2 separate regions of the Mus musculus genome follow, and region 2 is linked to region 1. Evidence: chromatin loops called from intact Hi-C (ENCODE). Cell type or tissue: left cerebral cortex. All regions are shown on one strand. Links, peaks and the distances in the headings refer to the core of each region. The heading gives the core; the rest is flanking DNA.

The links. Hi-C counts contacts between places; a loop is a spot of excess contacts. Peaks named below come from ENCODE experiments on the same cell type or tissue, not always from the same donor. Only the 100,000 strongest peaks of a DNase experiment are listed, where the experiment ranks them.
Region 2: it touches region 1 in a loop (8-fold over the local background); 3 of 42 quality-filtered maps call a loop at or near these places.

The regions. Positions count from the first base shown.
Region 1 is chr8:102,783,688-102,786,587 of GRCm38, reverse strand. It overlaps Cdh11 (cadherin 11), which reads left to right and starts at 1,477. Exons shown (of 13, transcript NM_009866.5): 1 at 1,477-1,692. In left cerebral cortex, for the core only: CTCF peaks have their summits at 1,486 and 2,553; DNase peaks (open chromatin) are centred at 402, 1,379, 2,131 and 2,529; H3K4me3 peaks cover 2,500 bases; H3K27ac peaks cover 2,500 bases.
Region 2 is chr8:103,937,426-103,940,325 of GRCm38, reverse strand. No RefSeq gene overlaps it. Among named protein-coding and RNA genes, the nearest start is that of Gm32728, 98 kb to the left of the region's middle. In left cerebral cortex, for the core only: no CTCF peak of the experiment used is centred there; a DNase peak (open chromatin) is centred at 1,289.

The DNA.
Region 1 (2,900 bases), core at 256-2,755:
GAGCCCGACGGGGACCGTTGATCTGTGAGAGTTCCGGGTCCCCAGGACTGGTGGCTAAGTGCTTTGGTGGTGGGATTCAGCCACCATTTGTTCTCCCTGGGTTCTCAAGTGCCCTTCCCATGCGCTTTGGGTCCTGGCGCTCTCTTCCATTGGTGGCCTCTTTTCTTTTTTTAACTTCTGATTCCTGTTAAACTCCCCCTTTAGGTCTTCCTGCTTCTGCTGCATAGTCCAGCTTTTGTCCCTTGTCATTTTATTGTTCTTTTCCTGAGGTCGCCACTCCCAAGCCACCGCGACTTTCCTCAAAAAATCCCTTTTTATCCTTCGCCCATTGGAAACTCTACTTCTGCTCTTTCTAACATCTTCCAGACTGGAAACTTGTCCTAATCCAAGGTCCCCACTGAAGCATGGATCCTTAGTTCCCAGTCACGGTGCGGGTCCCCACGCTGCTCTAGGTAGGAAGAGCGCCCCGCCCCGCCCAGTCCCTGGCGCTTTTTTTTTTTTTTTTTGAAGATCCAGTTCTTCTGCCCAGACACTGTAAAGTGGACAGGAATCAGGTTGGGGTATCCTTTGCTGGGTTCTCGTGAGAAAGATATAAACAGGGGGCTGAGTCAGGGTGCGGGTATTCTTCACGTAGGCCCATCCTCTGGTCGAATGGCATTCTCTTTGGGGCCTTGAGGGGCTCTGTGGTGTCCATTCTGGGAGGCAACAAGTGAAACTGCCGGATGGGGGTGTTGCTTGTAATTGGCTGGAACAGAAGCTAGAGACTCTGTCCTGGTGGGGCTGACCCTAAAGAAGGCTTTGCATGTAGGGTAGAACAACATTGAGGAAAAACTCTATTCTTCTCAAGTCCGAATGCCCCTGTCTAGTGTCTTCACCGATTTCCCCGCAAGCGGATTTCTCAAAGGATAGATACCGGGATGCTGAAGGTTCGTGGGAGAGGGCACTGGGCAGGAGTGGTCAACGTGGAGATATTTTCAGAGTGCTAACTGATAAAGCCTAGAATGCGCTCCCTAATTCCGGATTGCCTCCCCTACTTGGGCAATGCCTTCCATCCAATCCATCCTCCGGCGGGCCGGTTGAGGCCCTAGCTTGTCCAGCTGGAGCGGATTTCAGGAAAAGAGGAAAATGGGGGCTCTCAAGCCCTCTCCAGCTTCCCTCCGTCGTCCTTCCTGATTGGCTGTGTATCCCCGGAGCCCAACTTCAGTCGCTCCAGACTGTGTCTGAGCCCCCACAGGAGACGGAGCGCTGCGACCCAGGGCAGGAGGGGCGGCCAGGCCACCTATTCCTGGGTTTGGCATCTCTCGGGGCCCCAGGGGGGGAGGAGCGCCGACAGGGTAGGCATCCATCGCCTCCTCCAGGCCCAATTCTCGGCGTCTAGCAGCCTCGGTTCCTCTCCGCCCCCCTTTCCCTCCCAGCGTCGGCCTCCCTCCTCCTCCCCCCTCACCCGCCCGCCTGCCCGCCACCTCCCCCCGGTTTCTCATTCCTGCCACTAGCGCGCTCCGCGGCTCATTCCGCGGCCGCCGCCAGCTGAGGGGAGCGTCGCGGGCCGAGGAGCAGATGCCGCGGGGGCCGCTCGCAGCCGCCGCCGACTTGTGAATGGGACTCGGACCGGGGCCCGGGCTGACACCGCTGCGCTCGCCCCGTGCCAGGGACAGCCGGCCAGGAGGTCGTGTCCACCCGCAACGGCCCCAGGTGAGGCGCTCTGCTCGGCTCTAGACCCTATCTAGATGGGGCTTCTCGGAGTAGGCAGAAAGGGGAAAGAATTGCTTCTGAAAGAGACTGTTGCGGAAGGGGGAGGTTGCTGGCTGATGGAGATCAGTAAAGCAAAGCAGAAGGGCTTTTTTTTGGGGGGGGGGTGAGGTTAAAAATCAGAGAAAAGGGAGGCAGCCTGCTGTGGACGCAGGCAGAGCAGGGGTTTGAGGCGCCAGATGTGCGCTCCCCGGTTCTTTGATTGTTGCCCCCCCCCCGGGGTGAGGGGCTGTTGCACCAAGGCTTCAGCACAGGGGGATTGCTTTGGGTTGGGGCAAGGAACTGCAGAGCGGAGCTCTGGACACGCAGACTGCTCCCGTGATGTCTCTAGGGAAAGTCGACCCCTGTGCGGTGCCCGCCCGCGCTGCGCCTGTTCCCCAGACAAGATCGCTCTCTGCGGGGTTCCTAGAGGGGATCCTCCCGCGCCTTCCTAAAGAGCTCCCCTAGACCCGGTGCCTGTGTAGAGAGTGCGGTCGAAGCCCAGAAGATAGCCGGCGGCCGGGAGGGAGCGGCGATTGGATTGGCCGCACTTTGATAGTGTGGGTCGGGGGCTGTGGACTGCGGCTCAGAGGCTGGGGGTTGCGGTGTGAGCTAGCCCCTCCAGCCCCCGCCTTTTCGGGGACTTCAGTCACCTATCCTAACCTCCCAGTGATGCAGGGAATGCTCTGTGAGCGGCTCAGACTCAGACTAGACTCGGGCTTGGACTGGAGGAAGCTTTCTAGGGTCAATGTTAACTTTGAGAATCAAACCTTCCCGGAAAGCCTGCGCCTCCTCTCGGAGCGCTCCAAGCCTCCACTGTTTCCTCACAATCGGCCTCCCTCCCTGTGCTTGGCCTCCCAGCCGGGATGTGCTGAGAGCAAGGAGCAGCGGGAAGCTGGAGGCTGCGGGAGCATCCAATTCCCCTCGCAACCCAGCCTAGCCTTGGCAGGGTCTTTTCGCTCCTGGTCCCCGGAGAAAGTGGGACCCAGGAGGCTTCCTATTCTCTCTCTTGCCAAGGCCCGGATTTCACCCGGGCTCCGCACTCCTGCCTTCAGCGGGTGAAAGGTTCGCTAGATGTTCGAAGAAGCCCTGTTGCTTTTTGTTAATAATGCAGCAGGAATTTCACGGGCTATCGCACTGCTATGAAGAAATTGCATCTTCTAATTATTTAA
Region 2 (2,900 bases), core at 159-2,658, 1.2 Mb before region 1:
TGGTTATAGTCCAAGCACTGGGTAGGCAGAGACAGGAAGATTCTTTGGTGCTGGCTGGGTAGTTTGTCTAGCCTAGACAGTGAACCCCAGGCCCCAAGATGGACAGCTCCTGAGGAATGATACCCCAGGCCAACTTTTGGACTCTACACAAACACACCCTGCACTACCCCCTACCCCCCATCTCCATATAAAACAAAATACCAGCGAGCAGCAACAATCAAACTCAGCTTTGAGCCCTGAGTTTTTGTTTTGATGATGATGACGACAACTATGATGATGTATTTGGATAGGGACTTGACAAAAAAAAAAAAGCTACCCATGTCTTGAGGTTGACCAAACATTAGGTGAATTCATAGGAAACATTAAATAGGCTGTGTTTACTCAGCTGCTGAAACCAGAAAGTCCTTTTTAAAGGACCCAGAGGCTGAGATGTAAAGCCACCAAACTTTAACCTTAGACTATTGGGTTCCATACCTACGTGAGGCTTAGCTCTAGCTGACAAGGTCTCTGTCTTCTTTTCTTTTCCATTGCTGTGATAAGAAGGTATAACCAAGGCAAATTGTAAAAGAAAATGTTTATTAAGGCTTCTGGCTCCAGAGAGTTGGAGTTCATGGTCATCAAGAGTGCCAGCAGGCTACATGGTGCTGGAGCAGTGCTGGAAGACTATATCTTATCCTCAAGTAGGAGGCAAGGAAATCATCTTGGAATGGCATGGTGGCATGAACTTTCAGAATCTCAAAGCCAGTCTCCGGTGACACATCTCCTTGAACAAGTTCATACCTCCTAATCCTTCCCAAAGAGTTCTGCCAACTGCAGACGATATGAGCCCATGGGGGCATTCTCATTCAACTCCCCCATTGTCTCTTATAACGTGTCTATCTGGTGTATTTGGTTTTCTTAAAACTATGGAGTCAATAACCTGAAGCTGGGGTGGTGTGATGTGTGCATACTCTTCAAGGCTAAGGTCAAAGAAATAGGGAGGTTAAAAGGAAGGGTGAAAGAAGTTGCCAGCCTGGGGCTGTGGCTCTGTGATAAGGTTAGGGAGAATAGAGGTGAGAAGTAACTCTGTCCAGCAGCTCCAAGGGGCTTGCAGGAGGCCCTTGCCATTGCCAGCTCCCCCAGAGAGAGTCGAATTGCTGGATTTGATTCCAGCAGGAGGTGAAATGAAGAGCCAGTCTGTTTACCCGGCTAGTCTCATGAAAGGAGTCGGATATTGGCAGAAATTTCAAATTTCTGACTGTGGGGACCAAGCTATTTATGTTGCAAACATTTCAATGGCTTGCCTCACCCCCTCTTCTCCCACAACTCAAGATGGGCATCCTTCCAGGAACCGTCTTTGCACCCAGCCAGCATCCGAAAGCTGCCTGGCATTTTCTGTGTCTAACCTGCAAGGCAAGGCGTCTGGCTGAATAAATGCCCCAGCTGAGCTCCCTGTGTGTTCAAGTTTAATATGTGCTTGACCTCTTTGTCTTTCAGAAATGAAATTTATTGAGTTTGGATTCCAGTGCCCCCTGGCCCCCACTAACATCTAATTAACCAGATCACACGTTGACTTCAAAAGTGCAGGAGAAAATGAGGAGATGTATTAGGATGGTCTCTCCGTGGGAACCCCCCGGGGAGGGACTGGGGAAGCAGCCAGGGGTCTTTTTGAAGTGTCTGAGTTGGTGGTCTGCAGTTCTGCCAGAATGCAAGATAAGCAGGTCGAGTCTGCCTTTGTGGTTCTTCCTCCCCCTCCCCCCAGTAAAAAGTCATTATCTTTTCTTTTTGTTGTCATTGACTCTTGTTGGCTTGGGTTTCTCAGGCTCTGAATCTGAGCTCCTTTGATGCAAGAGACCAGGGAGGGACTGCCAAATGGATCCCTCATCCTCACCCCTTCCAACATCCTTGTACTACCTGAATTCCCACTGTGAAACCATGTCTTCCTCACCAGGGCAGTGTGTTTGAGAAAGCTATGAAAATATATCATCGGAAACAGGGCAATGCCCTGATAGTTCCAGGAAGTACAATCACCATCCCTTGGAGTAGAGGTTAGAGGCAGCTGAGAAGGCATAAAGATAGAAGGAAAAGATGGCTGCAATGGTGTTGGGGTAAGCAGCTAAAATGATTGTAGAGGCTTTCTTTTCAGTCTCTTGCCTCTGAGTACCTTAATTTGGGATGCTGCTGACAGTGGCTTACCCTCAAGAGATGGGGCTAATTACTTAGAAGGGACAGAAGATGGATTCCAGGAGATGTCAGCTGCATGACATCACAGGGACATACACGGAGGCCTGGGCAGTTCATGGGCATGGAACTTCAGCTAACACTCAGGCATGTCCAGAGGCTAGCCTAATCTAGATTATCTCCCACAGGCATGCCCAGGGGCTGGTCTCCTCTGTGCTCCCACATCTTGTCAAATTGAAGACTGAGGCTAACTACCACAGGGAATTTACAGTAGAGGTAAATTATGACCTTTCCAAGAAGGCCCCAAGGAAGGTTTCAGGGGCTCTAGTTGGGCTAGAGATATAAATGAATAGACAGCCTTACATCATGTGGCTGATTCAGTGCCTAGTGAGTAGAACACTCTCAAAAGTGGTATTGCTTTGCTGATGTCATGGATGAGGGGAAAAGAATGATTAAATGTTAAACATTCAGAGCCCGAGTCAGAGGGATAGGTGGTGAAGATGATGAAGAAGATGAAGATGGAGGTGGGGATAATATAGAGATGATGATGATTGGAATGAAGGAAAAGATAATGTATAGGTCAAGGATTTGGAAGAATGAGCCAAGAACTCTGTAGTTGGTGGCAAATGGGTGTCCACAGGTTCAAAACACACAGTCCACACTACAGGCATCAAGGGATCTCAGGCTTGGTTCTCAGTACATTTCCTCCTGCTGAGTGTGTGTGTGTGTGTGTGTGTGTG